3 separate regions of the Homo sapiens genome follow, and regions 2 and 3 are each linked to region 1. The links are chromatin contacts, found by Hi-C or POLR2A ChIA-PET in ENCODE. All regions are on one chromosome and are shown on one strand. Each heading gives the region's core, a stretch centred on a gene start or an enhancer-like site at or near the end of the contact. The rest is flanking DNA. Distances are from core to core; before and after follow the strand shown. Region 1 holds the start of PRKAR1B-AS2 (PRKAR1B antisense RNA 2). Region 2 overlaps PDGFA (platelet derived growth factor subunit A). Region 3 holds the start of PRKAR1B-AS1 (PRKAR1B antisense RNA 1).

Region 1 (2,520 bases), core at 12-2,511:
GAGGGCACGGGGCATCAGCTCCGGGTTGGGTCTAGGTGCCTGCCCACCTGCACCTGCCCTGGTGGCTGCCTGGAGGGCTGGGGGCATGTTTGATCCCAGGAAGCAGAAGCCGTGTCAGTTCCGGGCCCAGGCTCTCCTGGGATGAGAGGTGCTGGTGTGTGGAAGGGTTGGGGTTGCTGTGAAGTCACAGTGGAGATTTCATCAGCGCCCGTTAGGTTTCTGGTGTCCAGCACCCTGGTCAGTACCTGGAAGGACTCAATGTCTGTTCATCCAAAGATTGAGACTTGGCTGAGAAAGCAACAGCTGAAATGGCGGGCGAGGGTCAGGGCATCTCTGCTGGTGTCTGGGCATCTCAGCTGGGGTCAGGACATCCTGGCCGGGGGTCAGCATGGTGGAGGGAGTCATGGTTGGGGGGCATGGACCCCATGGCCTTGCAAAGAAGATCCAGGGAGGAAGAGAACAGCTGGAGGGAAGATGAAATGCTGCTGGCCGCAAAGCTATGATGGGCAGATTGGTTGTGATCTGTGTGTGACAGAGACCCTTTAAGAGCTCTTTCTGGAACCTGGTGTGACCAGGCAGATGGAGGGGCAGTAATGGAGGAAAGGGTGTGAGAGGCCCTGGAGGCCGGGGCTTGGCCCACCTGCAGGTGATGAGTGCAGGCCTGGTGGAGAGGGCTGGAAGGGACGCGTTCCAGGCTCTGCAGGGGGCAGAATCCTCAGTGCTGGTGACCCCTGGTTGGGAGGTGAGGCCGAGGGAGGTGTCTGCCGTCGTCTGGGAGGAGTCCTGTGGACAGAGATGCCTAATGGGGGCAGACGAGGAGTTGGGCTGGGCCTGTGGAGCTGGAGGCGACAGGGCCCTCACTGGGACGCTTGGGGTTGAAGCCACACAAACCACAGGCAGTGAGCACTCCCACCCACCCACCCTGAGAGGTGCCTGGGGCTGGAGCAGGAATGGCTGCCCCCACCTCCCCGCCTGGCAGGCAGCAGGAGCCTCTGTAGCCTGGGGCCTGTGCTCGCCCTGGTTCCCCGGAACCTGCAGAGACTCCCACACAGATGGCCGGGAGTAACTGGGCCACAGAAGGGCATTGAGGGCAAGGCCCGGGCAGCCACATGCCCCTTTCCTTCCACGCTTCTCACCTAACCGTGGTTGCTGGCGCAGCCACAGGCATCTCGTCACCCCCACCCCCCGGCCGCGCCGGGAGCACCCACCGGAGCTTCCATGGCAGCTGCGTAGGTCCCGGGACGGACAGTGCCTGGCTGCAGAGACAACCGAGGGGATAACTGGGTTTGCAGAAGGAAAGGCTCGTCTCACACGGGGCCAGGCCTGCCTCACTCTGGCATGCAGGCGGGGGCGGACGCAGCCCCGCACCTGTTCCCACCCCAAGCCCTGGCGCCGACGTCCGCGGGAACGGCTTGTTTCCCACGGAAGCTGCTGGGCCGTGCCTTTGCCGGGCCCCAGACCTCATGGATGATCCATTAAACGCTGGCACAGGAGCTGACCTTGGGCGGCTCGCCCGCTGAAGTGTGTTTTCGCTGTCGTCCCGAGGACAGTTTGCAGCCCAGGGTGTGTGACGTACATCAGTTCCGTCTCGGCCAGCCGGGCCTGAGGAGCGGGCAGGGGATGATTGCGGGGAAGTGGCTCAGCCTCCCGAAACAAACGGCAGAGGGACAGCTCGGTCACCTCCAAGACACCCGGAGCCTGCACGCAGCTCAGGAGCGCTCCGAGGAGTCACCGCCTGAGGGAGCAGGAAGGGATTTGGGTGGAAGGGAGCTTCAGGTGAAATTGCCTTCCATGTGGAAAAAACAGTTATTGCAACGGTTGCTTAAAAAAACATAAAAATGCATCCATGGGGCTTATTTATTCAGGAGAAATCACAGAGCACCTGGGAGTGCTTTAGAGGCAGGGGCTGCTTGCATCCTCTGTGGATGTGTGTGTGTGTGTGTGCACAGGCGTGTGTGCCTGTGTGTTTGTGCCTAGGTGTGTGCGCACAGGTTTGTGTGCCTGTGTGTGCATGTGTGTGGGGTGTGTGTGCATGTGTGTATGCACGTACCCGTGTGTGTGTGCACAGGTGTGTGTGTGTGTGTGTTTGTGTGCCTGTGTGTGGGGTGTGTGTGCATGTATGCACGTACCAGTGTGTGTGTGCGCAGGTGTTTGCGTGCACAAATATGCATCTGTGTGTATGTGTGTGTGTTCACACGTGTGTGTGTATGTATAGGATTCTGCTTCTGCCTAAGTCCAGAAGCACACAGGCAGGAAATGTGTGCACAGGAAACGTAAAGGCACTGGAGTGAGCCTGAATTTTCCAGGCTCTGAGGAGTCTCACTGGAGGGAGGAACGTGTCGTGGCCCCCGTGGCCCTGAGAAGGCATTTGGTGTCTGTCCACTCTTACGTTCACTCATGGCCGCCGCCCTCATGATGACTGTCCCGTTTGACGTGCTGGAACTCCTGGAGCTGGGGTAATCTGGCCTCACCGCCGCTCTGTAGCATTGGTTGGCGTTGTCCCATATAACAGATGAGGCA
Region 2 (2,520 bases), core at 12-2,511, 59 kb after region 1:
GGCCTCCAGGGGAGGGGAGGAAGGAACTCGGTCCCTGCTGAGGCAGGAGGGGGCTGGGCCTGGTTTTGCGCACTGGGATCCCTAGTTACTTACTACCTGGGCAGTTCTTGACTCAGGGAGGGCTGAGGACATGCTTGCAGGGCTGGGGGTGGCTGAGGTCCCAGGTGGCCCTGCTGCTCCTCTTGGGGCTTTGCTGCAGTTCATCCTCGGGCCGGGCCTCTCCGACCCCAGGCCCTCAACAGGAGGGTGGCTCTAGACCCACTCTCTGCCTGTGGTGGGTGGGTGGTGGTACTGTGCTGAGCTTGGGGACCAGGGGGTGGGTTGGTTTTGGGGCTCTGGATTAGAATCCACGCCAGTGGCAGCCCACTCTTGAAGGCTGGCTTTGTCCTCGTTTCTGGGGCCTTCTGCATGTGCAGCCTCATTTATTCCTCAACTCCTGGGTGGGTGTGATTGGTCTCCGTTTTACAGATGGGAGGTGGAAGTGTGTGCACGGCCTGCGGAGGCCTCTCTCTGGAGGATTCTGTCCTGGGGAAAGGGGCAGATTGCCGCGGGAGTGTGGAGGCTGATCTGAGGCCTCCCGAGTGGAACGGAGCCCCATGTAGGAAGCGGCAGTGTCCTGGCCGCTTTCTCTCACGCTTTGTGACGTAGCGAAACCTCCCAGGCCAGGTCCTGTTTCTGAGCTGGCTCCTGACCCCAGGCGCCCCACGCCCTGCAACTGTTGAGCTCATACTTGGCTGTCTGCTCACGCCCCAGGCAGCCCAGACCACTTCACACGCCTGCAGGCACCCTTTGCACTGTGGGTTAACCATTAACTCAGCCTCGGACAAGCCTGGTCCCCAGCGCCTTAGGGACCGGCTTACCTTCGGAGCCTGCCTGGTCCCAGGGTGCAGAGCTGACCTTCTCCCTGGGGGCCCTGCTGATGCCCAGTCTCCAGAGTCTGGAGTCCCCCCTTCCCCCCAAGAAGGTTGGGAAACATTCCCCTCCTCCCTCCTTCACCCTCCTGACTGCCTGGGAGGCAGGGCCACTGGGCTGGGGGCATCTGGCCTTGGGCTGAGGTCTCCTCATTCACCCAGCAGCGTGCATTCCCCCACGCCCCTGTGCTCAGGGGGTGACCCGGCCTCCGTTTCCTTTCTAGCCTCAGTTTCCCCATGAACCGTGAGGGGTGAAGTGGGTGATCCATAGTGGCTGTTCTTGCATTTAGACCCTGCATGCGGCAGGGCTGGTTCCGTGGGCACAGATGGAGCGCCTGCTGGGTGCTCAGCTCCCCAGGGCCTGGGAGGGCAGGAAGGTGGTGGCTATTCCCTGGTGTGTGCTCCAGGGGGCAGGTGGGACAGCCTAGCAATTAGGGACAGGCTTAGTTAGAGCTTGCCTGCGCCTCAGTTTGTTCTGTAAATGGAGGTGCCAGTCTTGCCTCCTTGTAGCATGGTTGGGAGGATGAAATGAGTGCTGGGGTTTGGGCTGGGAGAGCCAATACTCTACTCATGCAGTCCCTGGCTGTGTATTAGGGGTCTGTTGATGCCAGGCGTGTGCGTGCTTGCACTCTGTGTGTGTAGTAAGATTCCCACGATGGGGCCCCTGTGTACATTACACATGCATGACTGGTGGGGGGTGGAGTTGCCTCCCCATGACAGGGTATGTGTGTGCATTATACAGGTGTGTGTGTGGGGTGGAGTTGTGTTCCCGTGACAGGGCCTATATGTGCATTATGTGTGTGTGTGTGTGTGTGTGTGTGTGTGTGTGTGTGTGTGATTTCTTGCCTCTCTTGTTGAATGCCTGAAGCTCCCCTCTCTGGCCTGGACTGGGCCATTGTCTGCCTGCAGCTCCCCGGGGAAGGGGCTGTGGAGGCAGGACCCCCATGTTGTGGTTTTGTGCCTGGAGAATTGAGGGCAGGCGTGGCTCGCAGACAGGCAAAGTCCAGTCCGAAGAGGGGAACCCAGCTGAGGTCTGGTTCGCTTTTGAGCTGCCTGTGCCTGATAGCCACGGCCTGCTGGCCTGTGCTCCTCCTGGATCATCTTGTGTAGCCTCGGTGATGGCCCAGGATCCCTGGCCCTGGTTTCCGAGGTCAGGCCTCTCCGAGCCCAAGGAGAGCCTCGGACCTGGGGGAGCCATGAGGGGACCCTGGGTATGGGTCTGCTGGCCCTGCTGCCTGGGGCCGGCGGGGAGGTGGGGCCCTCATCAGGCCAGCAGCTGGGATTATCATCTGGACGCTCAAGTCCACAGCAACCTTGGGCTAGGATACAGCCACGAACCCCCCATTCCTAGGCCATGGCTTTAAATTTTTTTTTAATATTAATAGAGACAGGGTCTTGGTGTATTGCCCAGGCTGGAGTGCAGTGGTGTGATACCAGCTCACTGCAGCCTCAAACTCCTGGGCTCAAGCGATCCTCCTACCTCAGCCTCCCAAGTAGGCTGGGACTACAGGTGCCACCATGGCTTGCTAATTTTTAAATTGTTTTTAGAGGCAGGGTCTTACTATGTTGCCCAGGCTGGTCTTGAACCCCTGGAGTTAAGTGATCCTCC
Region 3 (2,520 bases), core at 1-2,500, 41 kb before region 1:
CAGCAGATGGGGCAGGGCTGATCCCAGAGAGACCCTGGCAGCCCAGGCCTGCCCAGTGGTCAGCAGTGCTGAAGGCAGAGCCACCTCTGCGGGAGGTATGGGATGGGCAGCTTCCTGACTGGACCCACCGCTTTATCCCAGCCCCAAATCTCATGCTACTACTTATAGCCCCTCTTCTAGTTCACACTCTGGGTCCTGGTGTCACCGTGTCACCTCCTCCCCCGCCCTGTCCATTCTGGGTCCTGGTGTCACCATGTCACCTCCTCCCCCGCCCTCTCCACTCTGGGTCCTGGTGTCACCTCCTCCCCCATCCCCTCCACTCTGGGTCCTGGTGTCACCTCCTCCCCCACCCTCTCCACTCTGGATCCTGGTGTCACCTCCTCCCCCATCCCCTCCACTCTGGGTCCTGGTGTCACCGTGTCACCTCCTCCCCTGCCCTCTCCACTCTGGGTCCTGGTGTCACCTCCTCCCCCATCACCTCCACTCTGGGTCCTGGAGTCATCATGTCGCCTCCTCCCCTGCCGTCTCCTTCCTGGATGTTTATTGAGTGCCTGCTTTATGCCTGGCACTTGTGACGAGGAGGACCTGGTGCCTGCTCTGGTGTGGGGGAGGTTGTGGCTTAATGGGGGAGAGGGACCAAGAACAGGAAATTAGCCAATGAATGTCCTGACTCTGGTTCTGCCCCTCCTGTCCCCTCTGCTTTCATTCCTGCTCTGCCTCACAAACTCCTACACATCCTACAAGACCCCGCCAGGCCCAGCTCATCTATCTGCGGCTGGGCTTTGATAGATACTGACCTCCGCAGATGACCGAGGACCTGCCTCCCTGCGGTGGGCCTGGGAGCTCCATAGGTCCCCACTGAGGCCTTTCCTCCCCTGTGGAATGCTTCTCCCTCTTCTGTGTCTGCCCATGTCATTCAAATCTTCCAGTTAAATTCCAAAGGCATCTTCAAGGTGCCGGTTTGCATCGGCAGGGCTTGGGGTTGAGGCCACCCCCAGGAATTCTGCTTTCCATGTTCTTTGCTTCTCCTAAATGAACAGATGTGGAAGAGACAAACCCTTTACCCAGAGATCCCTTGTGGAGCCTGAAACCGACATGGGGCTCCCAGGTTATGTTCCCGCCTAACTTGTCGTGTCTCGAGGAGGGTGGTGGACGGGTCAGGATCGCGTGGACTCGGGACTCAGAGGACCCAGGCTGTGTTCTTTGCTGGCCGTGACCTTTGCCCAGGCCCTTGTGTGGCTGAGCCGTGCCATTTCCATATTACTCAGAAAAACGAACAGAGCTCACTGCTGCCGGGAAGACTGAGATAACCCTCCTGGGGTTCTGCTCTTGGCCCCTGGTGTGGAAGCCATTGGCCGCCTGGCAGCTGCCCCGCCCCGTCTCATGTCCCCAACACACGCACCGCAAGAGCCTCGTCCACCCCACAGAGGAAACGCCCACCACCCACGCCCCGGGCTTGTCCTCATCTTCAGCGCGGGTGGCCACCCTCCTGCCCCAGCGCCAGGCCCCAGCCGGCAGCATGCTGAGGACTTCCTGGGAGAGGTGAGGGTGTGAGGGGCCGGCGGCTGGGACTGCTGGAGGGATCAGGTCCCTGTCTTTCCGCCGTTGGCCTCCAGGCTCCCGGGAGCCCCACCTGGGCCAGGACCTCGGCAAAGGGGCCGGGAGGTGTTGCTGCCCCGGCTGACCTTGGCGGGACCTCCTCCTCCTCCTCCTCATCCTCGCAGAATCCCCACCCACCCCTCGACCTCTGGACTCAGTGAGGCATCTCCCTTCCCTCCGTCCTTCCAGCAGGACAGACCCCCCCTCCCCCCGCCGCCGTCTGTAACTCCTTCATACATGACAGGGTGGTGGGAGAGGCCGGTGCCGGAGCCACTTCAAAGCAGGGACCGTTTCCTCCAGCCCTGAGCTCACTGGGTCCCCTCCCAGCCCAGCCCCTGCCCTGGCCCAGTTAGCGTGGGGTCGGGGCTGAAGCCTGAGTGGAGGGGAGACGGTTTTCTCTCAGACACGACGCGTCGTGGCGTCCTGCCTGGCTTCTCGCCAGGCCCGGGGACGTTGGGAGGCAATTTTGAGAAAGGAAAGAGTGAGGTCACCCTCGTGTAACTGGAGTTCCCCAAATATATTGTCCTGGCAAATCCCTCCCCTTCCCCCTCCCCATCCCCCTGCCCGTCCCTGCGCCTCCCCCTGCCCGTCCCTACCCCTCCCCAGCCCCCCCGGGTCAGGCACAAAGGCAGCTTTAAGGCCTCTGCTGGACCCGGCCCTCCAGAGCCAGGATGTCTGAGCCCCGTGGGTGGATGCCCACTTCCTGGCTACAGGCTCACGTGGGATGGCCGGGCCCCCTGCGGGAACCGGCTGTGACTTATGGGGCTGTCCCGTGAGTCCCAGGCGGCTGTGCACGAACACCAAGCACCTCCATCAACTTCAGATTTTCCAGCCAGGGCAGGGGTGGGCGTCAGGGAGTGCCCGGCGGGGCCGGGCGGGGCCGGGCGCAGGAGCTGCCTGCAGGGGCCCTCCTGTGATGTG

The links. Hi-C counts contacts between places; a loop is a spot of excess contacts on that map. ChIA-PET counts read pairs that join two places held with the same protein, here RNA polymerase II (POLR2A). Pooled maps may share reads with other maps.
Region 2: a map of head of caudate nucleus shows a loop between it and region 1 (8-fold over the local background). The contact joins the enhancer-like site here to the promoter of PRKAR1B-AS2 in region 1. A Hi-C loop is called at or near these places in 2 of 168 maps with a recorded cell type or tissue (endothelial cell of hepatic sinusoid and head of caudate nucleus). POLR2A ChIA-PET finds 5 or more read pairs at or near these places in 4 of 52 experiments (AG04450, HepG2, MCF 10A and 1 more).
Region 3: a map of aorta shows a loop between it and region 1 (2.4-fold over the local background). The contact joins the promoter of PRKAR1B-AS1 here to the promoter of PRKAR1B-AS2 in region 1. A Hi-C loop is called at or near these places in 7 of 168 maps with a recorded cell type or tissue (aorta, ascending aorta, endothelial cell of hepatic sinusoid and 3 more) and 5 of 50 pooled maps. POLR2A ChIA-PET finds 5 or more read pairs at or near these places in 7 of 52 experiments (AG04450, BJ, CD4-positive, alpha-beta T cell and 4 more).

Annotation. Positions count from the first base shown.
Region 1 is chr7:560,699-563,218 of GRCh38, reverse strand. PRKAR1B-AS2 (PRKAR1B antisense RNA 2) reads right to left here and starts at 1,261. Exons shown (of 2, transcript NR_132384.1): 1 at 1,209-1,261. The region is part of intron 9 of PRKAR1B (protein kinase cAMP-dependent type I regulatory subunit beta); the gene reads left to right.
Region 2 is chr7:501,997-504,516 of GRCh38, reverse strand. All of the region lies in intron 4 of PDGFA (platelet derived growth factor subunit A), which reads left to right. Among named protein-coding and RNA genes, the nearest start is that of PDGFA, 17 kb to the left of the region's middle. RefSeq lists an enhancer at 42-819. Within about 2 kb of position 1,261, at least 13 of the 41 ENCODE cell types and tissues checked have a DNase peak (open chromatin) inside an H3K27ac peak, as active enhancers do.
Region 3 is chr7:601,575-604,094 of GRCh38, reverse strand. PRKAR1B-AS1 (PRKAR1B antisense RNA 1) reads right to left here and starts at 1,250. Exons shown (of 2, transcript NR_110054.1): 1 at 798-1,250. The region is part of intron 6 of PRKAR1B (protein kinase cAMP-dependent type I regulatory subunit beta); the gene reads left to right. RefSeq lists enhancers at 1-447, 508-557 and silencers at 1,653-1,712, 2,453-2,520.